7 separate regions of the Homo sapiens genome follow, and regions 1, 3, 4, 5, 6 and 7 are each linked to region 2. The links are chromatin contacts, found by Hi-C or POLR2A ChIA-PET in ENCODE. All regions are on one chromosome and are shown on one strand. The core of a region is the stretch at or near the end of the contact, and the rest is flanking DNA. Distances in the headings are between cores, read along the strand shown. Region 1 holds the start of CALHM6 (calcium homeostasis modulator family member 6). Region 2 holds the start of DCBLD1 (discoidin, CUB and LCCL domain containing 1). Region 3 has its middle 54 kb from the start of CEP85L. Region 4 overlaps DSE (dermatan sulfate epimerase). Region 5 holds the start of TSPYL4 (TSPY like 4). Region 6 holds the start of MCM9 (minichromosome maintenance 9 homologous recombination repair factor). Region 7 holds the start of CEP85L (centrosomal protein 85L).

Region 1 (2,822 bases), core at 1-2,500, 1.0 Mb after region 2:
TTTTATTCAGATATTCTCTTGACGGCAAATTAGATGCAAGGAGCCATTCTAGATTTTCTTAGGGTACTGTATATCTGGAGAAAAGTCACCGATTTTTCCCTCACCCCAGCGGCCCTGAGAAAGCTCGGCCTCTCGGCTCCTCCCAAACGCCCCCAGCGCCAGCGGCAGACCTGCGACTGAGCCTTCAGATCCTTCAGGAGGTCCTGCACGTCCGACGCCTTGGCCTGGTTGCACGGCACCAGCGGCAGCTCCGCGGCGCAGCTGCGGTTGCGGCCGAGGCACAGGCGCTGCGCGAAGGCCGCGCTCCCGGTGGCCGCGCACTCGTAAAAGGCGCCCCCGAGCAGCGCCACGGCCACCCAGGTGAGGGGCGCGAGCGCGGCGGCCGCGCTGATTTGCGTGCACACCAGGGAGCCGCGCAGCGCCGATCCGCAACTCGCGCGGGCGCTGGAGCAGCATCCGGTGAGCAGGCGCCACGTGCGTGCGCTCAGCACGTAGCCCAGGAGGAAGAGCGCGAGCGCCGGCACCAGCAAGAAGACCAGGCCGTAGGGCAGGTTCCAGGCGGCGCTGCACGGGCACTGGAATGCCACGGCGGAGAAGATGCGCTCCCCGCCCGCCGTCAGCAGGGTCACCAGGCCGTAGCCCAAGGCGCTGTGGTGCTTGACGTGCAGGTCCAGCACCGCCCGAAACTTCTCCATGAGCCTCGTCCCCCGGGGCGTCGCGCACAGGCCCAGATCCTTCTGCCTCTTCGTTGTCCTGCTTGTCAAATGGTTTTGGTGGGATGGGGACCGGGGCTTTCCACTCTGCGAGAAGCAGCCTTTTTTTTTTTTTTTTTAAAGGGAAGAGGGCTTCTCAGACCTTCCTAAAGTTTCACTTTCTCATTTCAGCCACACCACCTCTGGTTAACAGAACCAGGCAAGCAAACACCCCCAGGACCTTGACTTCTCTGGCACCCACCCCATTCCAAAGGCAGAGGCACCAGTTATCTTCCTCCCCCAATTCAGGAACTCTGACAGAAGGTTGACCTTGTTCCTTTATTACCACCAATCTGACAACGAACCAGGAAACTAACCTTCTTGACCCACGGCCGCCAGTTGGAAAAACTGGGAAATACCAGATTTTCCTCTATTGCAGCCACCCTAGTTACTAAGCCAGATCACAGTAAAACCAAATAATTATCAAAAAACTGATTACTTACGGGAAACATTATTCAAGGACAAATTTCTGGTTCCTCTTCCATAAGCTAAATCAGCAAAGTCCAGCTCAAGTTCTGGTACTTCTATGATGGGCGGCACCCTTTCCATCTCCCTACCGGACAGAGCCACCAGCCTAGTTCACACTGACTCTTCTCTCCTCTGCCTGATCTCCTTCAGGACATTAGACCAAATATACTGTATTGATTTACTCGTCAATACAATGTTCTTTTCTTTCAGATATGTCATAACACTGTCAATGCCTGGAGGAGAGTAAAATTCTGACTCTGACCACCAAGCTGATCTGCACAGAAGGGGATACATGATTATTCAAAGAATGCTAGTTGAACCCAAAATTTCAAACTGCAGCTACATCTATCTAATGTTGTTTCCTCCACCTTCAGTTTTCTCAAGCAGCGTTGTTCTGACACAAACACTGTAACCACTTTTGTGATATTGAGCCTTACTCTGTGTGACTCCAGACTGAGCTGAGGTGTGCTTGAAAGAACATGGGCTTTGAAGTCAAGTGCATCTTGTCTGTGGTGTGTTTAACAAGTATGCCCCTCTGAGACACAGCATCCTTATTTGTAAAAGAAGGATAATAGTGCCCACTTTTCAAGATTACTGACATGAGTAGATTGAGTAGCATATGTAAAGTGCCTTTACATATAGGATATGTCTGTTAAATGAATGATCAGTGTGAGAGTTTTCCCCTTAAAATGCAATTTGGGGAATAGACAACAAATAATTACATTGTACATAACCTAAGAATCTTGATGAATACTGAATTTTGAATTTTAAACGAGGATCAATTCAGTGGATAGTATTAAGTGACTCAATGACTCTGCTACCTTAAGAGAATTGGTGTACACCTTAGCTGTCTGCTTCACCACAAGGAGAGTATCTGGATATGGAGCTTGGGTGGGCAGTTCACAATGAAATGGTTCTTATTGGTGCCCATCCACCAGGCTTGCCTTATTTTATCTGGAAAGAATAGGTAGCCCATGGAACCAAGTGAATTTTTAGAGAATGGACAAGAAATGTATTATTCTTTTCTTAGTCCAACTTGCCTTCTTAACTACTCCCTCTCCAACACCACCAGCAGGGTGCCTAGCGTAGTGCCAAAAGCTGTCATTCCATAGTGATGTGGTAAATAGACATCTTTTTTCTATGTGTTTAGGGGCCAGCCCCAGATGAGGGTCTTCATGGTCATGCAGGAAAGTTGGGGCCCTCTTCTCTGAGATTAGACCAGATACTGCTAGGCTTCCTGTCAACTTGCAGCAAAGTTGCGTGTTTGAAGCGAATCACTTCTGCTCTGACTGTTATCTTTGTAATTTGTCATCTCCCAAGATAAATTTCTTCCCCTGTGCCTTGAGTAACTCTCCTCTTACTGCTGGACTCTTCTTCACCTCTACCATAATACTCTAAGATGTGTCCTCTCTCGTCCACCCTTTCCCATATTCCATCATGCAGAAACATCACTATATCCACAACCTTTGTGCAGATGGCTTTATCCAAATCTCCCCTAACCGAAACCTAATAAAAATGCATCCTTCTGTCTTCTTGAGTGAGATTAATTTATTCTCCCACATCTCTCAAACCAAGAGGGATGGCTGGCATTTTCCTGGTTAC
Region 2 (2,850 bases), core at 22-2,521:
CACCATCTCGAGTATCAATGTTTCAGAATGGAGGCATAGTTCAGTGAAAAAAATGCCGGCATTGGTTTTAGTTTTGATTCTTGTTTCACCAGAAAGCATGGTGGTTGGGGGAGCTGTCAAAGTACTCCGGATAGACTCAGCGCCATTAAATAAGCTCAGGCATATACGGCCAGGAGCAAGGGAGGAGAGGAAACACTGAAACAACTCGGCAGAAAGCTGGCCCTTGCTATTAAAAAAAAAAAAGCACTAATTAATGAGGACGAATGAAATAGGGACACCCAGGGCTGGTAAAGGGGGTTGCTGCTTTAATATGCTGGACAGGCAGAGGGTAAACTCGGTTGTGGGTTAATTAGGTCTAACTCCAAGTCAAAGACCAGCTCCAGAGAAAAAGCAGCCTGGTTGAGAGTCTACCGGCTCAAATACACAGGAAGCCACACGATTCCAACTTGCGGCGCCAGCAGGACACTCGAGAGGAGGTGGCAGCACCGCCTGCTCGCCAGCGTCCAAGGCCAACCTCGGCAAACGTGCCCCGGCCATTCCGCACGAGCCCCGAACGCACACGCCGGGATTCCAATTCCGCGCGGGAGGAGCGACGGCAGGGAGGGCAGGGCCCAGCGCCGGCCGAGGAGCGGCTTTGTCAAAAGGCAGCTGGAAAGAACTGGCCCTGCACACGGCTGTCCCCTAAGGCGACCCTCGGGGTCAGGTCACTTCTCACGGGGCCAGCAGAGTCAGGAAGTCTGGAAACTAAGTGAAATGGGCTGGGGGGCGGCGGAGAGAAAGTGCAGAGACGCCAGGTTAATTCTCTGGTTTTGGGGGAAGGAAGGAGTTTGGTGGGGGAGCGACAAGGAATGCAGTAACCTACTTCACCCCCAGCCCCGCGGGTAGAGCCGGACTCCGCGGATGGCAGGCGGCGAGCCCGACTTCCTCCCGCGCTCCGTCCCCCCAGGCCCGGCCCGCCCCGTAGCCCTCGGCCCGGCCCGGCCCGCCCCGCAGCCCTCAGCCCGCCCCTGGCGCCTCGGGTCCCGCCGCCAGCCGGACGCGCTCCACTCACCCAGCTCCTCCGCCTGCAGCCGGAGCGGGGCGGAGACCGCGAGCAGCAAAGCCAGGAGGCCCCGCCCGGCAGCCCGCGCCAGTGCGCCGCCGCCGCGGGCGCCGGGCACCATGACCCCGCTGGGCGCCAGCTTGGCAAGCTCGGCCTCCCCTCGACGGATCCCGAGCCGCAGCTGCCCGGGCCGGGCCGCCTCCTCTGCGGACGAGCGCGGCGCCGGGACGGGGCGCAGTCGCTGCCCCGCACCGAATCCCATTGGGGCGGCTTTCAGCCCAGCCCTGCGGGGGCGTCTCCCGCCCGGCCCCGCCCCGCCCCGCACGTCGGCCCCTAGAGGAGGAAGTCGCGTTCCCAGGCAGTGACCGACGGCGAAGCCGGAGGCGAGCGAGGCGCCGCCCGCGCTCCCCTCCACGTATCTGGCGCGCCCTGCTGCGCTCCTTCCTTGCCTTCCTCCCCACCTGCACCAGTACACGTGAACCTGCTAGGCAGCAGGACACCTCGCCGCCGGACCCGCCCCTCGCCGCGTGGTGCGGGAGTCATTCCTAGATGGGCTGAGCCCGCGGCGGTGCCTTGGGAGGCTGCCCCCTCCAGGGTTTTGCCAGCCCGCGGGGATGGGCATGCCAGGGATAGCAACACCGAGGGACTCGAAATATTTTGATGATAGGATGATGACAGTGCCAAGTAGGACCTTCACTGATTTATTCACTCATTCATTCATTCATTCAAAAGTTACTCAGTTCAGCAGTGTGCTTGTCAGGAGCAGGGCTAAACCCATGTGGCACTTGCAGACAAAAATAATCAGGCAAGTATTCAATGCAAATTGCAATCAGTGACATGAAAGGTGCTGTTGAAGCACATTTAGAGAGCTGTAATTAGATGGCGGGTAACAGGGGTGAGGGCGGGAATCAGCTAGGAAAGGCCTAAGTGGCATCAAAGCTGAGATTAAAGCAGGAGCCAAAACAGACAAGTTGTGCAAAGAAGCTGAAGGAGGAAAGGGCCAGGTAGCTGGAGCACAGTGAACAGGTGGGTACACGGCCAGATGTAGAAGCTAGTGTACAGAGTAGGGGCCAGGACGTGCAGCTAAATAACCTAAAGGATGTTTAACTTGGTCCTCGGAGTAGTGAGCAGCCACGGAAGGTTCAGAAGGGGGAAGGACTCCACCCGATGATCCTCTTGAGGAGTTGCGGAGAAGGGTTTGGGGAGGACAGATTGGAGACTGGAGAATTACAGGGTTATCACCGAGTAGTTGAATAGGGTGGTGGCAGTGGAAAATGACGAGGACAGATTAGATATGTATTTTAAGGACTATCTCACGTCTCTGGTCCCCTGTAGTCCCCGTTTACTTCCTCTGCGCGCTGCCCTCACCTTCGCACCACCGCGCGGCACGCTGAAGTTTCACCTAGAGGTGCAGCGCAGGGAAGCGTGGAGGCGGAGAGGAAGCAACAGCCCCTCCAATGGCAAACATTGGCCCCTCGTGATCTTTGGATACCCTGGACAGACTCATTTCATACATGCGTTCCTTTTTTCCTCTTCCTTTTCTTTTTTTAACTAAATAAACAAGCTGATAAAATCTCAAATGAGATTGTCTTTGGGGCTTTGCTTTCTCTGAGGCAGCATATCTTAGATGAAAGAACTTGGGCTTTAGAAATGGAGGGGATCCCGGTTTGATTCTGGACCTCAGCTTTGTTGAAGAGCTGAGGTCCAGAATCAAACTGGGTATATATGTGTATATTCAGTGTATACTGAATTTGTATATTAAGTTCTATCATGTAGAGAAAGTACCTAACTGAATGTGTATATTGGGT
Region 3 (2,842 bases), core at 49-2,548, 1.2 Mb before region 2:
GGCTGCAATGAGCTGAGGCTCCAATGAGCTCAGTCTGGGTGACAGAGTAAGAGCCTGTCTCAAAAAAGAAAAAAAAAAAAAAAGCAGATGAGGAGGAATATGAGAAGGAAACCCAGGAGGACTGCTGGGACCAGCCTGGAGGGACCAGTACTTGGGGTCACAGAGTTGGAATGGCATCCATGGCAGAGTTGTGATCTCTCTCCAGGAGAGATAGCCTGGGCTCAGACAGGGAGATATGAAGATGAACTCATTGAAGTTTGGGGATTTGCCAGGCCAATGAGGGGCAAGGGAACTGAGATACTGAAGAGAATGGTTAAAGGGATGGCTCATGAGAGCTCCATGGGGTAGGGAAGCAGTGAAGTGAAGAGGACACTAATAGGGAAAGAATTCCAGGACTGGAATCACAAAGCGAGAGTCTTTTTGGGGTGTGGGAAGAGTAGCTAAGCGAGAAGTGGAAGAGGAGGGGATTGTGATTGGAGAGAAAAGTTCCCTATAAGACTAGACCACATTGATGAGGAGGACGGAAAGGAAAAAAGGAATTAGATGTTCAAAAATGTAAGAAAAGAAAATATGACATGGTGGCGTTTCCTGATATCTCAAGTTGAGAAAAGAAAGTTAAAAGAGAAGTGAATACTGGAAGACAGTGAAGGTTTTGTATAATTTAAAGTAAGTGGCACATAAAATAAAAATTCCAGGAGGTTCAAATGTATGTTTCATCAGTTGAGGTTACCCTAAGATAAAAGTTGAAATTATGTTAAAACTTTCTGAAACTCTCAGAAGACCTAACATCTCAAAGGGGCTAGATTCTAGAAAGAAAAAGCTTGCCAATTCCAGTTCTGGCTAGGCATTCTTAGAATACCTTAGAGTAGGTTTTAGTCTTACAGGGTTTCTGCTTTCAGAATATCAACAGGTCTTGACAAATAAAGCTTTTGAAATTTCCCTCTACTGAAATGCTCCATCTGCATTTCAGGATAGTGATGGAAATGCATCAGCTTCATTTCTGGCACTTTGATTGATGAACTTAGACTTCAATATGAAGAAAACCACTGTTCTTCTATCTAGAAAATGAAACTAAAAATAATCCCCTTGTCAGAGTGTCTGTGTTCTGTGGTTAAATTTAAGGCAACTTATTGAGTATTCATTACATGCTGGATACGAGCCCTTCCCTGACAGAGAGCACAGAGCACTACCAGAGGAGCTGGGACACACACCTACATAGACGGCCGTGATACTTCTTAAGAAGCAGCTCCCAAATCTACCCAATTAGCACAGTGCTCACTGTGGGCAAAAAGCTGAGAGCAACAATGTGGGGGCGGGCTTAGCAGGAAAGGCCTCCCAGGCATTGCATAAATGCAAGAGGTCAGAGAAAGAATTCACACCAGGCAAGGAAATTATTTATGGTATTGCAAGGGTGAAAAGATTTTTTTTCAAATCTCCTGGTATCTCTGTTACTCTGCCCTAGTGTTTGGACATATGGAGTTACCATTCCCATTAAATTATTAAAATGTGCCAGAAGACTTGGAATCCCTCAAGAGCATATTGTGAGAAGGGCTCACACACCTCCAATTATGCCTTTGGCACAAGTGCCATGTCAGATTGATGTCTGGAAAAGGATTGAGATTTGGAAAACCACATAATGATTTCTTGTATTGTTTTATCCTTCATTTTGTGCAAATCACACTTACCATGCCATTAGTAGCTTCCTCACAACTCAACAATGTTAAGAGGGACTTGCTAGCTAACTTGATCCCTAATGGAAACCTTTTACTAGGGAGGGCTGGATTTGGTTCCGGGGTCAAGGCAAACACCCTTCAATGAGCCCATGCCATGCCTTGTAACTATATTTTAAACATTTTCATTGTTCCTTCTGCAGAAATTATATCTCTTCCTCCCTTCTGCAAATTGTCCAAGCCCAAAAAGATATTTTGTGCTTATTTAGTGTTATCTCACAGTCTGGGGCAAATTATCAATAAAACAAGAAGCCAAAATCTAATAAGAAAAGGCAGGATATGAGAGGGTATGCATCTCTGCTGCATGAAGAGAAGACAGCAGCACCTCTCGTTTTCTTTTAGAGACTGTTCGGCCCCATGAGTTTATTAAAACAGAAGAAATAAGTTGAAAATGGAAAAGGGTGTGTGTGGGTGATGTGGTTACTTAGCAACAGGGAAGCTTCCGGCTGATGTTCTGAATTGAACAAAGAAAAACAGGACAGCAGGGAATAAAGGAATGGGGAAAAAATGAAAGGGAGTAAAACAGATGTGGTTGGGAGAGAGGGCTAAGAAGGGGTGAAAAATAAAAGTCAGGGAAAAAGCATGAACAGAAATGTGGTAAATACTTAGAAACAGGAAGCCTGTGAATTTTTAAAAATGGAAAAAAAAGCCACTGAAAGAAAGGTGAAAATAGCCAGAAGGGTAAGAAAACATCTGCAGTGGAAGCTGCTAGGCAAATGGAGGAATAAAATGCCCCAGCGCCATGAACTCTTAGCTTAAAACTAGGCTCTTTTGGCCAGGCGTGGTGGCTCAAGCCTGTAATCCCAGCACTGTGGGAGGCCGAGGCAGGAGGATCACTTGAAGTCAGGAGTTTGAGACCAGCCTGGCCAACGTGGTGAAACCCTGTCTCTACTAAAAATACAAAAATTAGCCGGGCATGGTGGCGGGTGCCTGCAATCCCAGCTACTCGGAAGGCTGAGGCAGGACAATCACTTGAAAACCCAGGAGGCGGAGGATGCAGTGAGCAGAGATCAAGCCACTGCACTCCAACCTGGGCGACAGTGCAAGACTTTGTCTCAAAACAAAAAAGCAAAACAAAACAGAACACTAGGCTGTTTTGTGGTGTGTGAGGT
Region 4 (3,098 bases), core at 88-2,587, 1.1 Mb after region 2:
TCTGCATTTTTCTATCATCAACAGAAAGGATATATATTGTACCTGAAAGCATATTTCATATTGGATATATTTTTTTATGACTGAGACACACACACGCACAACACACACACACATACACACACCCATTCTTAAGTTACAGTGTACCACTGGCAAACAGGAAGCAGCTAAAAATAAAGCTTGAGAGATATAAATTGGATATCTCCTCTTGGGCCCACAGGCACTTCAATTCTGTATATCCAAATCCAAACCTTTATTATTTATAGCATTCCTCAATAGCTCCAAGTATTAGAAGCCCACTGAGAGATCCCACCATCCCATAAAGAAAATTCTTTGTCTCCTTTGGCCCTCAAATACAACTGTCAAGTCTTATGAATGCTAATTATTTATTACTGGAACTTGTCAATTATTTCCTATTCTAGGTTTTCATTTAGATAAACACCAAAGGCCTACTTGACTTCCTGGTTTGACATTGGCAATCTACTCCCACAACAAGATTCTTCTTCTTCTTTTTTTTTTTTTTTTTTTTTTTTTTTTTTTTTGAGACAGAGTCTCGCTCTGTCGCCCAGGCTGGAGTGCAGTGGAGCGATCTTGGCTCACTGTAAGCTCTGCCTCCTGGGTTCACGCCATTCTCCTGCCTCAGCCTCCCCAGTAGCTGGGACTACAGGCGTGTGTCACCACACCCAGCTAATTTTTTTGTATTTTTAGTAGAGACAGGGTTTCACCGTGTTAGCCATGATGGTCTCGATCTCCTGACCTTGTGATCCGCCTGCCTCTGCCTACCAAAGTGCTGAGATTACAGGCGTGAGCCACCACGCTCGGCCTGTAGATTTTTTTTGAAGCCTTAAAAGACATTTAAAAAATGAGCAAGATTAAATGATAATGCCTAGAGATGCACATTTGGATGAACTATAAGGGAACACAAGGACATGACGCCTGTAGGCACTGGGGCATCAGGGTAGTCTTTGTGGGAAGGGAGGGAACTGGGACTGGGATGTGGCCCATGAAGGGGCTTCAGGGAGTGACTGGCAAAGTCCTATTTCTTGACCTGTGTTGTACTTACCAGGGTGTTTGCGTCAAAATACTTTATCAGCTACACATTTATTCATATAATATTCTACTTTTATTTTTCAATGAAAAGGTTAACGTACATACATAAATCTGATCATGTCACTGCCCTGTTACACCTTTCAGTGGCTTCACAGTACTTGTAAAAAAAAGTCCAAGCTCCTTTATATAGTAGACAAGGCCTGGCAGCATCTGGCTCTCTACCCAAAGCCTCAACACTTGCTAGTTTCCTCCCTACACTAAATTTTCAGTTCCTCAAAAGCACTCTGCTTTCTTTTATCTCCAGGCCTTTGTACAGCAGCTACTTGTGCTTGAACAGTCAAGCACGGCTCCTTTTTCCCCTTCACGTGGCTGGTTCCTATCTGTCCTTCAGGACTCAGCAGGAAAGCCTTCCCTGACACTCCAATGTTGGGCAAAGTATTCCTAGATCTTCCCATTACACACTGTAGTTTCCCAGTCACAGCACTTATCCCACTACTAGTATTAATATGCTAATAGTATTAGTATTTATATCTTCCATAGACCAACAACTCCAGGCAAAAGAGATACATAACACGTCTTGAAATTTTTGTATCTCCAATGCCTAATAAAATACCCAGAACAGAGCAAGTATACAATAAACTTATATTGGCCGGGCGTGTTGGCTCACGCCTGTAATCCCAGCACTTTGGGAGGCCAAGGTGGGCGGATCATGAGGTCAGGAGATCGAGACCATCCTGGCTAACATGGTGAAACCCCGTCTCTACTAAAAAAATACAAAAAATTAGCCAGGCGTGGTGGTGGGCACCTGTAGTCCGAGCCTACTCGGGAGGCTGAGGCAGGAGAATGGCATGAACCCAGGAGGCGGAGCTTGCAGTGAGCCAAGATCACACCACTGCACTCCAGCCTGGGCGACAGAGCGAGACTCTGTCTCCAAAAAACAAAAAAACAAAAAAACAAATACAGTAAACTTATATAAAGTGAATATGTGCATACATTTATCGATAAATGAAAATTGCCTTTGGCATCAATTTATAAGAACACAAAATATAAGTGAAGTAATAAAGATAACAATAATAGTTAACACATTATGCTATGTACTGTTTCATTAACTAATCCTTCATAGTATGAAGTATATATCATATATATCCCCAAATTACAAATGAGGAAACTGAGCCACAGAGAAGTCAAGTAACATTCTCAAGGTCACACAGCTCATAAATGTAATTGGAACACTGGCAGACTGGCTCCACAGTCCTTGCTCTTAATTCCAACAAACTATCGCCTCCCCTTGCTTAACAGCACCGCCATTCATTTCAAAGACTGAAGCAGGTGGCTTTAAAGTGAATAAAAACAAAACTCTGTTGTAGTTACCTGATAAGGAGCACACATGGACATTACATGCATGTAAGAAGATGAACACCAAAATTCAAGGGATCAGGGAGGAGAGAAGGCCAGGTGCAGGAGGAATACTTCAAAGACCAGGTAATCTGAGATTCTCTGCTGAGCTATGCACCAAGATGTCAAATCCTGACATTCTTCCTACTGGCCTCCAAGTACGTCAAAGGTACAGTGTCTCTGTGATTACAGGCTGACAGACAAACGGCTGATGACAGGCACGTCTTCAGAGTGAAAGTGAGACCAGATAAGTAGGAGCAGCCACAGTACGCAGGGCACCAAATCAGTTTCAAAGTTGTATACAGATCCAGGACTTCTGCTCTCAGTAAGCTTAGACTCTCAATAAAAATAAGACAGATTATTCATTCATTCATCCATCCATTCATTCAATATAATTAATTAGTGTCTTTGTGGCAGGTATACCATATGTGGCTCTTGGAACCCCGAAAAATGCTGGGGCTACCCTCAATAAGCTTATGTGCCAGTAGAGGAGACAAATAAACCAAGAATTGCAGTGCAGGCAAAACAACCTATAACAGTTTTGCATGGGTTCCTTGGAACATATGAATCACACTGGAGGGTGGGTATAGAAGATGGAATCTGGAAATTTTCTAGAAAGAAGTTTCTTTGGAGCCGAATCTAGAAGATGTACACTC
Region 5 (2,991 bases), core at 213-2,712, 1.2 Mb after region 2:
GTGAATCTTGTTTGCATATTTCTTATGGGATAACTGATTAGCTGGCAGGCAGTAAAGAGGTCATTCTGGACACATTGTCCTTGGGTAGGCTGACTAGGCATACAAAAAATCCTGCAAGGCAGGCTGTTTCTCCGTATTGTCTGCCAGTGACCTTTCATCAGTACTTTATCTTAGTTGAACCAGAACTACACTCCTTCCCTCGCTAGAAGTCTCAGTATATATGATGTATTCCTCTAAGAGGAATCCTTTTTCTCTAAATCTGTACTTCTGAGCCTGTATTTGAAAGTGATCATAATCTGGGGGGCTTAAAATGGAGTTTCTTTTACAAAGAGTTATAATCATAACCGTTTATTTGAATATAAATTTGACATTAAACATAAATATGCAAAATTTAAATTTCCCTTTGGTCTTGCATTTTTCTAAGGATTAACACCATTATTCTCACACTCCAACAAACTAATATATTGTACTGATAATCACTATCAAATGAATTGTAAGAGCTAACTGACTCGAATAGACAATAACTAACCTTACTTTTAAAGTATTTTAAGAGACAGTAGCATAGATGCCTGCACATAGCTGATTATTGCTCCTGTGCTGCAGTGAATTACCACATGAACACATTTTGAAAAGATTTGTTAGCTTCATGTCCACAGGCATTATGAAGCAGGAACCACTTTTAGATTAAGATTGTAACCTGAGGAAAAGAACATATGCATCAGTTTAGAAATTAAAATCCCCTGAGATATTTCTTTCAGTAATGCTTAAAAGCCTAAATTTGTGCTCGTGTGCCAGTCACCTCTACGTAAGGAAAAACATTTTGCTACTCTTTGTTAAAAGTGAAGAGGAAATATTGTCCACTTGTTTTGTAGATGTTGGCCAAATTATATAAACTTTAAAATCTGTAAGACAAATTGAAATATTCCTTTATTATGTCTTGTTAGGATGAGAGAAGTTTGCCTTTCAGCTGCTCCTTAATTTTAAAAATAACAACACAGCAACACTTCTCTTTAAAATCAAACTCTGCTCATTTAAATTCTTTGGTAATAGCCATGAATCCACACCTTAAAAGAAGGAAGGCCTGTGAGTTCGTGAATCCACTTTCCTACTCAGGAGAAGCCCTATGAACTGACTTGAATAGACAGTAACTCACCTTAAAGTAAATATTTTCAGAAACAATAGGTTAGGTGCCTTAGAAATTCATTCAGAGGCTTAGAAATCCACATTAACACAGTTCTTACATGCTTGAGTCTGGTCTACATCCATTTACGTAAGTAAAACTCCCCTTCCAGACTGACGAAATTCTTTTTGTGACAAGAAGACAAAGGAATACGATGGATTGATAAGCGTAGTCAACCGCGCAGAGAGTTCTCGCGCGATGTTACGACGCTACCGCCCTGACATCACCAGTTGCCATGGTAGCACCGCCGAGAGTAAAGGAGGGGTGGTGCTAGACGTTTCGGGCAGAGCTCGGCCGCTGCGGAGGACAAGGAACTCTCCCTCTCCCACTAGTCTGACTTCTTCCAAAATGAGCGGCCTGGATGGGGGCAACAAGCTCCCTCTCGCCCAAACCGGCGGCCTGGCTGCTCCCGACCATGCCTCAGGAGATCCGGACCGAGACCAGTGCCAAGGGCTCCGTGAAGAAACCGAGGCGACACAGGTGATGGCGAACACAGGTGGGGGCAGCCTGGAGACCGTTGCGGAGGGGGGTGCATCCCAGGATCCTGTCGACTGTGGCCCCGCGCTCCGCGTCCCAGTTGCCGGGAGTCGCGGCGGTGCAGCGACCAAAGCCGGGCAGGAGGATGCTCCACCTTCTACGAAAGGTCTGGAAGCAGCCTCTGCCGCCGAGGCTGCTGACAGCAGCCAGAAAAATGGCTGTCAGCTTGGAGAGCCCCGTGGCCCTGCTGGGCAGAAGGCTCTAGAAGCCTGTGGCGCAGGGGGCTTGGGGTCTCAGATGATACCGGGGAAGAAGGCCAAGGAAGTGACGACTAAAAAACGCGCCATCTCGGCAGCAGTGGAAAAGGAGGGAGAAGCAGGGGCGGCGATGGAGGAAAAGAAGGTAGTGCAGAAGGAAAAAAAGGTGGCAGGAGGGGTGAAAGAGGAGACACGGCCCAGGGCCCCGAAGATCAATAACTGCATGGACTCACTGGAGGCCATCGATCAAGAGTTGTCAAACGTAAATGCCCAGGCTGACAGGGCCTTCCTTCAGCTTGAGCGCAAGTTTGGCCGCATGCGAAGGCTCCACATGCAGCGCAGAAGTTTCATTATCCAGAATATCCCAGGTTTCTGGGTTACTGCCTTTCGAAACCACCCCCAGCTGTCACCTATGATCAGTGGCCAAGATGAAGACATGCTGAGGTACATGATCAATTTGGAGGTGGAGGAGCTTAAACACCCCAGAGCAGGCTGCAAATTCAAGTTCATCTTTCAGGGCAACCCCTACTTCCGAAATGAGGGGCTTGTCAAGGAATATGAACGCAGATCCTCTGGCCGGGTGGTGTCTCTTTCCACTCCAATCCGCTGGCACCGAGGCCAAGACCCCCAGGCTCATATCCACAGAAACCGGGAAGGGAACACTATCCCTAGTTTCTTCAACTGGTTTTCAGACCACAGCCTTCTAGAATTCGACAGAATTGCAGAGATTATCAAAGGAGAACTGTGGCCCAATCCCCTACAATACTACCTGATGGGTGAAGGGCCCCGTAGAGGAATTCGAGGCCCACCAAGGCAGCCAGTGGAGAGCGCCAGATCCTTCAGGTTCCAGTCTGGCTAATCTCTGTCCTGTGAGAAGCTTCTGCACAAGTTTCCTTACCACCTCCTCTTGGACCTATGCTTGGCCAACAGCATGCAGTCTTCCATCTGCTTTCTCTTCATACTGTGGATTATCTTTTCCTTTGGTTCTAAATCTTCAGTAATCGGTTGCAAGATTGTTGGCTTACCTGCCTGTGCCATTCTTCCTCTGGGCCTTCATGCTTTTCTGCATTGTGTTAA
Region 6 (3,081 bases), core at 505-3,004, 1.5 Mb before region 2:
AACCTGGCAGACAGAGGTTGCAGTGGGCCATGATCACACCACTGCACTCCAGCCTGAGCAACAGAGCAAGAACCTGTAACAACAACAACAAAACCCCCAATCATATTTTTACACACTATCTGACATAGTTTGAGTATTTCTCCCTTCCAAATCTCATCTTAAAATCTGATCCCAAGTGTGGGGCCTAGTTGGGGGTGTCTGGGTCACAGGGGCAGATCCTTCAGGAAAACTTAGTGCTGCCATTGCATAATGAGTTCTCATTCTGTTAGTTGCCTCCAGAGCTGATTGTTAAAAAGAGCCTGACCACTACCTCCCCTTTCTCTTGCTTCTCTTCTGGCCATGTGATCTGCACAGGCAGCCTCCCCTTCACTGAGTGGAAGCAGCCTGAAGCCCTCACCAGAAGCAGCCTGCAGAAGTGTGAGCCAAATAAACCTCTTTTATTTGTAAATTATTCAGTCTCAGGCATTCCTTTTTAGCAACACAGACTAAGACACTATCAAAGAACAACTGAAAATTTAAAATGTCATTTACATAATATCAAGAAGTATATTTTTCCCCCATCCTTAGATTTATGGATAAATCTGACATAGGGTGATATGGTTTGGCTGTGTCCCTGCCCAAACCTCATCTTGAACTGTAGTTACCATAATCCCCAGGTGTTGTGGGAGGGACCCGGTGGGAGGTAACTGAATCATGGGGGTGGTTATTCCCATGCTGTTCTCTGATAGTGAGTGAGGTATCACAAGATCTGATGGTTTTCTAAGGGGCTTTTCCCTCCTTGCTCCTCACTTCTCCTTCCTGCAGCCCTGTGAAGAAGGAGGTTTGCTCCCGCTTCTGCCATGATTTTAAGTTTCCTGAAGTCTCCCCAGCCATGCTGAACTGTAAGTCAATTAAACGTCTTTCCTTTATAAATTACTCAGTCCCAGGTATGTCTTTATTAGCACTGTGAAAATGGACTATATAAGACTAGACCTGACAAAAGATCAAAACATTTGCTGAGTGAAATAACACCTAAATAAATGAAGAGGCTTACTTTAAGGGTCATTACTAAATATTGTTAACATGTAAATTATTCTTACATGGATCTATAGACGAAATGTAACCAATCACAATCCCAACTTTTTAAAGTGACAAGCTGATTTTAACATTCATATGAAAACCCAAGGGACTAGATGAGCCAGAACATTTTTGAAAAATAACAAAAAATTGGAGGCCAAACACGATCTGATTTTAAGACTCTTACGAATCTACAGGAATCAAGACAATGTGGTATTTTTGTAGAGAGAAATATAATAAATTGTCGGAACAGAATAGAAAGTCTAAGAATAGACCCACAACTGATGCTTTAGGGACAACTGATTTTAAACATAGGTGCAAAAGCTATTCAGTGAGAAAAAGAAAGCTCTCTAAACAAATGACACTATTCACATACAAAAAAATGACCTAAGATCCATACTTTGCACCACAGACAAAAATTAGCTCTAATTGGATCACAGACCTCAATATAAAACCTAAAATTCTAAAACTTGTGTCAGAAAACACAGAAGAGATCCTCTGTGGCCTTGGGTTAGGCAAATTCCTTGGACAGACAAAAAACAAACCCTAAGATCCGATCTGAGCCGCCGCACAACCCTGCTCTGGCCACTTAGCCTGAGGTCACTGCTCGGGTCCCGCCCCTCTCCCCGCCCGGGACCCTCCTGGCTCCGCCCCAATCCGCCCGCTCCGCTCCACCCCGCCCCGCTGCCTCGTCTCCATCCGGAAGAGCCGCCGGGGCAGGGAAGTTGAGGCGGTGCGCGGCCCGGCGTCGGTCGAGAGCGCAGGCCCGGCAGAGCCGCAGGCGCTAGGCCGCCCGACACAGCCCGCGCGTCCCCGCGGCCGGTGGCGCCTCGAGCGGCCACGTGCACGCGCGCACTCCGCCTCACCAGCCTTCTTGCGCCGGAGACGAACCCGCTGCCTGGCTGGAGCTCTCTGGGCCCTTCGGCCTCGGGAGCAACGCGTTCCCGGCGACTTCTGACACAGCCAGTAAGTGATAGCCGCCTCCTCCTTTCGCGGTTATGTTTTTCTCCAGTTCGTCCCAAGTCTCGTTCCCGTCTCATTACTTCAAAAACTATTCAACTCCGGGACCGGACAGGCACGGGAGCTGCCCGGGAGAAGAGCCCCAGAAGTCTCAGAGACTGCCAAGGTGTTGTGGGGCAGGGGCTGCGTGCAAAGACCCTGTGAATTAGAAAGTTTGGAAAGCATGCCTCCAAAACCGAGCGACTCCACGTTTGCCAGGCGCCCCTGGGGCAGCCGAGCGGCCCGGAGGCGCGAAATGGCGCGCCCCCGCAGTGAGAGGGGCGGAGGGAGTGGGGCGGGGCCGAGGGCGCGCGTCCCGCCAGCCCGCGCGGAGGGGGCGGGGCTCCCGGCAGGTGCAGGCGGGCGGGGCGGGGCTGCCGCGATTCCCGGAGACAGCTGGGGGATGCCAGTGCAGTTAGGCACTCTCCTGTCTTCTTTTCGACGCTTCGCTGTGGTCAAGAGGACAAAGTAAAGCAAATGATTTTATTTTGACCCCAAATATTCAATAAGAAAAGGAAAGAGAACTTGAAAGTTGTGAAATGACCCTTCTCAAAACAAAAAGTCCCTCCAGTGTCTATCTGGGTGGGTAGTAGGTACGTTTATTGATTTAGCAAACTGCTGATAACACAGTTGATTAGTCAGTTTTGCATAGATGTTGAAAGGGAATGAATAACGATGGTCCATATAACCATAGAAATGCTAGCCTAACTAGGCAAAATTTAATCTGACCTTAATTTGAACGTTGAATTCTGCTGCTGCCCTTTTCCTGCCTTGTGTGGAGCTGTTTTTCAAATTGCTAAATTTGTGGCTCTAAACTTAATATGCTTTAATAGAATCATAGTGATTCTCTTGTAGCCACTGTTGGGAGTCCAGATTTTTTTTTTTTTTTTTTTGGGCAAAGTCCACATTGTGGAGATATTCCTTCCCAAGTGCTTTTTCTGCTTTACACTTGGCTGAATTTATATTGCTTAACCAAAAACAAATTACCGTGGAGGCCGTAATTTATTTCCACTCATTGTTTTGGAT
Region 7 (3,087 bases), core at 421-2,920, 1.2 Mb before region 2:
CTGTAATAGATATTGAAATATTTTAGATACTTTCACCTTCGCATGTACTTTTTTTGTGTGTAGTAGCATGCCCTTTATATTGATAAAAAGATGTAGAAAACCCGAGTAAACGATTTTCTTTAAACACTGTTTAGAATTAGGAAATTGGCAGTTTTGAAATAATAAGTGTATTTTAAACTCGCAAAGGCCAAGATATTTCTGTAATATTTTATACACTTCTTAGAACTGCATCACAAATGAATTTCAAAAATTCTGTTCCTGAGACTGTGGTAACTACAAAGCATGAAAAAAAAATCTATACATAGTGCTATAGCTTCTGCTAATTTTCTTTTTGGGACTTAAAAAAATCTATCCTCTTCAAGTGTTAGATAAAACGAGCTAGTGCACATTAAAATAATAAAAAGGAACCAATCACATTCGTCTTTCATGTTTCTGTATCTTTTTATCATCAGAAACAGCTGACCCTTGGCTAACATTACATGATTTGGAGAAATAATTGGAAGTCTACCACAGGGAGACTAAATGTAAAACTCCAATCAGATAAATTACAACACGGATGTGGTAAGTGATAGAACACACACCTAAATCTAATTTAACTTCCAAGAATTTTAAGTAGTATTTCCCAATTAAAATGTCTTTAAGGGAAAAATGCAAATATGAGGCCTTTGTTAGCAAGATTCCAGAACAGGAAAAGCGGAACTCAAAGCCTCTCTAGTTAAGCGACCTGCGTTCCGACTTACCTCTGAGTGATGGGCCTACTGCAGAGCCCGCCTCCCACCACAGTGCTGGCCCAGAATTTTTTATACGAACTAGTTCGTAACTAAACGTTGGAAGCATCACCATATTGCCAGTGAGAAGTAAGATTTAAAAATAAAACGATGCTGTCCCTTTTCGCCCTTCCTTAGGACGTCTCCTCCTGCACTAAGGGTTCAGGTGAAGGGTGGAAACTGGCCAAGAAGAGGAAGAACGTGAAGGAGTAGGGGGCAAGGAGGAAAGGGCTCCCTTTACAGACTTTGGTGCCATTTTTACTTTCTGCTTGCTAATCTGAAACGTTGTGCGATTACAATGACGGCCCCTCTCCCCCTCGGGTACTAATTACCCCCGGGCCTTTTCCGGTGCACATCCCGGTGCTATATTCTGGTGCCTGTGTTGCCCCCACGCCCCCATTAAATTAGTAAAGGAAAACCACCCCTTTTCTGCCCCTAAAGTAATCTATAAACGAAGGAATACAGATGAGGATTTAAATCCCAATCCTAATTCCAAGGGAGGCTGGAAGCCCCCTCAGCCGCGCCCTGGCTTGGCTTTTTCATCTCGAGCGGTTGTGACGCCAGGGGCAGGTCTTCCACGTGTCTTCACAGAGGTGCCCGGAGGGAGGGCGTGAGGGATTACCCAAGGGAGGGGCGAGTATCGCAAAATAGGCCAAGTCGCTGCCCTCTACTCAACTCGCAGGGCGGGAGGATGGAGACAGAGGGATGCGGCGGGAGGGCGGGACAGCCCAGTCGCCGCCAAGGAGGCGAAGCGGGGTCGGGGTAGCTCACCCGCCCCCCGCAGTCCCCGCCCCCCGCAGTCCCCGCCCCGCGCGGCGCCGCGCACGCCTGAAGTCATTGCCCGAGGCCCCGCCCCCTCGCGGCCCCAGCCCCGGCTCTGGCTCTGCCGGCGGAGGGGGCGGAGAGAACCCGCAGCTGCAACTTCGCCTGGAGCCTTTGAGCCTGGGCTCAGCCGGGGATCTAGCAGCCGTCACCGCCGAGTCGCCGCTTCCCCGGCGCGGGCCTCAGCCCAGCCGGCTTGGCCATGGCAGGCGCCGGCAGTGCGGCGAATCTGGCCCCTGCGCTCCCCGCCCGTAGCTGAGCAGCCGTTAACCAGCCATCCCGCCTTTCCTCCTGCCCGTGTCGCCGAGGCCCACGCTCCGCGCAAGTTTCCGCCGCCGAAGAAGCAGGAGGACGGACGTGAGGAGTCGGGCGTCCCTGGCCCACCCGGCCCTCTCGCCCGCGATGTGGGGGCGCTTCCTGGCTCCGGAGGCCAGCGGCCGGGATAGCCCCGGCGGAGCCCGCAGCTTCCCTGCCGGTAAGGAACGGGACAGCGCCCCGGCTGGGGTGGGGGTCACGGCCGACCGCGGCGCCTCGGGACCTCGCCGCCGCTCCCCTCCCGCCTCAGGCCTGTCTTACCCCGGCCGCCTCCCCGACGCCGCCGCGTGCCCAGTGTCCTCCCCGCTGTCAGCACCCGGGCTGACATATGGCTTGCCGCGTCCCAGGCGCATCAGCCCCGCATCCCGTCGTCCCCGCCGCTCCTCCTTGGGCTGCAGCCCCAGCGCCCCCAACTTCCAGCTCGCTTGGGCCCCCGCGGGTTGGGCTTTATTGTCTGCCCGGTTTTTTCCTTTTACTCGTGGGGTGTGTGACCTGCGTGATAACGGGGCTTGCCCGTTTGCTCGCGGGGACCCGGGCGGGAAGGTCGCTGCGACAGTGCTGCGGCGGCGGCCCGGGCGCGTCTCGGAGGGGCCGCAGTTCCGCGCCCTCCCGACTTCTGGTAGGCGCAGGCTGGGGTTGGCTGTGCCCACGCCCGCAGCCGCTACTTTTAGGGCGCGTTTTCGGGAGGGAGGATGCTGCCAGAGATGCGGCCGCTCTCAGCCACCCCCAAGGGAACTTCAGCCCCTCGGAGGAACCTGGTCGCCGCCCCGCAGCCCCTGCGGCGTAAGAGGAGGGCGCGTCCTGCAGTAGCCAATGGACCATTGAGCAACCGGGTTACGAATCCGTTTGGCTTTCCGTGGCCCCTTCAAGGAAAATTAGGGGTTTGCTGCATTCCGTATCTGAAGGGGTCTGTTTGTATCGGACAGCCATTTCATGCTTGCGTCGCTCAGAAGTTGTGTAGGAGCCACAAAATTAGGATAAATCCTCCCCTAACTTGGGATAAAAAATAAGTCTTGGGTTGCCTGTGATATGTTCTCTAAAGATGATGGTCTTTCCAGGCACTTTTAATCTTGAGTTTTGAGGCCTTTTGAGAAACTGAGTTATATGGACATTCTGCGCAGAAAAAACAATGCCATATATACATACGCAAAATTTTCCCTACAATTTTAGCTGTTTCTGGGAC

Evidence for each region. Hi-C counts contacts between places; a loop is a spot of excess contacts on that map. ChIA-PET counts read pairs that join two places held with the same protein, here RNA polymerase II (POLR2A). Pooled maps may share reads with other maps.
Region 1: a pooled map shows a loop between it and region 2 (14-fold over the local background). The contact joins the promoter of CALHM6 here to the promoter of DCBLD1 in region 2. A Hi-C loop is called at or near these places in 4 of 50 pooled maps.
Region 3: a pooled map shows a loop between it and region 2 (5-fold over the local background). The contact joins the enhancer-like site here to the promoter of DCBLD1 in region 2. A Hi-C loop is called at or near these places in 1 of 168 maps with a recorded cell type or tissue (endothelial cell of umbilical vein), 2 of 37 single-sample maps with no recorded cell type and 7 of 50 pooled maps. POLR2A ChIA-PET finds 5 or more read pairs at or near these places in 2 of 52 experiments (activated T-cell and naive thymus-derived CD8-positive, alpha-beta T cell).
Region 4: a loop to region 2 is called in a pooled map, with 4 times the contacts of the local background. The contact joins the enhancer-like site here to the promoter of DCBLD1 in region 2. A Hi-C loop is called at or near these places in 2 of 37 single-sample maps with no recorded cell type and 2 of 50 pooled maps.
Region 5: a map of naive thymus-derived CD4-positive, alpha-beta T cell shows a loop between it and region 2 (6-fold over the local background). The contact joins the promoter of TSPYL4 here to the promoter of DCBLD1 in region 2. A Hi-C loop is called at or near these places in 2 of 168 maps with a recorded cell type or tissue (HepG2 and naive thymus-derived CD4-positive, alpha-beta T cell), 1 of 37 single-sample maps with no recorded cell type and 6 of 50 pooled maps.
Region 6: a map of naive thymus-derived CD4-positive, alpha-beta T cell shows a loop between it and region 2 (6-fold over the local background). The contact joins the promoter of MCM9 here to the promoter of DCBLD1 in region 2. A Hi-C loop is called at or near these places in 1 of 168 maps with a recorded cell type or tissue (naive thymus-derived CD4-positive, alpha-beta T cell), 1 of 37 single-sample maps with no recorded cell type and 9 of 50 pooled maps.
Region 7: a map of heart left ventricle shows a loop between it and region 2 (5-fold over the local background). The contact joins the promoter of CEP85L here to the promoter of DCBLD1 in region 2. A Hi-C loop is called at or near these places in 1 of 168 maps with a recorded cell type or tissue (heart left ventricle), 3 of 37 single-sample maps with no recorded cell type and 11 of 50 pooled maps.

The regions. Positions count from the first base shown.
Region 1 is chr6:116,459,803-116,462,624 of GRCh38, reverse strand. CALHM6 (calcium homeostasis modulator family member 6) reads right to left here and starts at 1,250. Exons shown (of 3, transcript NM_001010919.3): 1 at 1,196-1,250; 2 at 171-753. The coding sequence starts at 695. It overlaps CALHM6-AS1 (CALHM6 antisense RNA 1), which reads left to right. Exons shown (of 2, transcript NR_174951.1): 2 at 1,431-2,147. RefSeq lists a silencer at 185-264 and enhancers at 645-724, 735-844.
Region 2 is chr6:117,481,095-117,483,944 of GRCh38, reverse strand. It overlaps DCBLD1 (discoidin, CUB and LCCL domain containing 1), which reads right to left and starts at 1,271. Exons shown (of 15, transcript NM_001366458.2): 1 at 1,052-1,271. The coding sequence starts at 1,163. RefSeq lists enhancers at 236-285, 316-365, 376-455 and a silencer at 816-1,395.
Region 3 is chr6:118,704,432-118,707,273 of GRCh38, reverse strand. It overlaps a transcript of CEP85L not described here. Among named protein-coding and RNA genes, the nearest start is that of CEP85L, 54 kb to the right of the region's middle. RefSeq lists a silencer at 1,094-1,388. Within about 2 kb of position 1,298, at least 9 of the 41 ENCODE cell types and tissues checked have a DNase peak (open chromatin) inside an H3K27ac peak, as active enhancers do.
Region 4 is chr6:116,408,175-116,411,272 of GRCh38, reverse strand. All of the region lies in intron 2 of DSE (dermatan sulfate epimerase), which reads right to left. Among named protein-coding and RNA genes, the nearest start is that of DSE, 39 kb to the right of the region's middle. Within about 2 kb of position 1,337, at least 3 of the 41 ENCODE cell types and tissues checked have a DNase peak (open chromatin) inside an H3K27ac peak, as active enhancers do.
Region 5 is chr6:116,252,546-116,255,536 of GRCh38, reverse strand. TSPYL4 (TSPY like 4) reads left to right here and starts at 1,462. Exons shown (of 1, transcript NM_021648.5): 1 at 1,462-2,991. The coding sequence starts at 1,529. The coding sequence ends at 2,773. It also overlaps a transcript of DSE not described here. RefSeq lists enhancers at 1,091-1,320, 1,731-1,890.
Region 6 is chr6:118,933,832-118,936,912 of GRCh38, reverse strand. MCM9 (minichromosome maintenance 9 homologous recombination repair factor) reads left to right here and starts at 1,754. Exons shown (of 14, transcript NM_017696.3): 1 at 1,754-2,022. It overlaps LOC124901389 (a long non-coding RNA gene), which reads right to left and starts at 1,998. Exons shown (of 2, transcript XR_007059729.1): 1 at 1,923-1,998. RefSeq lists silencers at 1,576-2,005, 2,256-2,505.
Region 7 is chr6:118,650,174-118,653,260 of GRCh38, reverse strand. It overlaps CEP85L (centrosomal protein 85L), which reads left to right and starts at 1,670. Exons shown (of 13, transcript NM_001042475.3): 1 at 1,670-2,064. The coding sequence starts at 1,992. RefSeq lists silencers at 1,317-1,776, 1,977-2,286.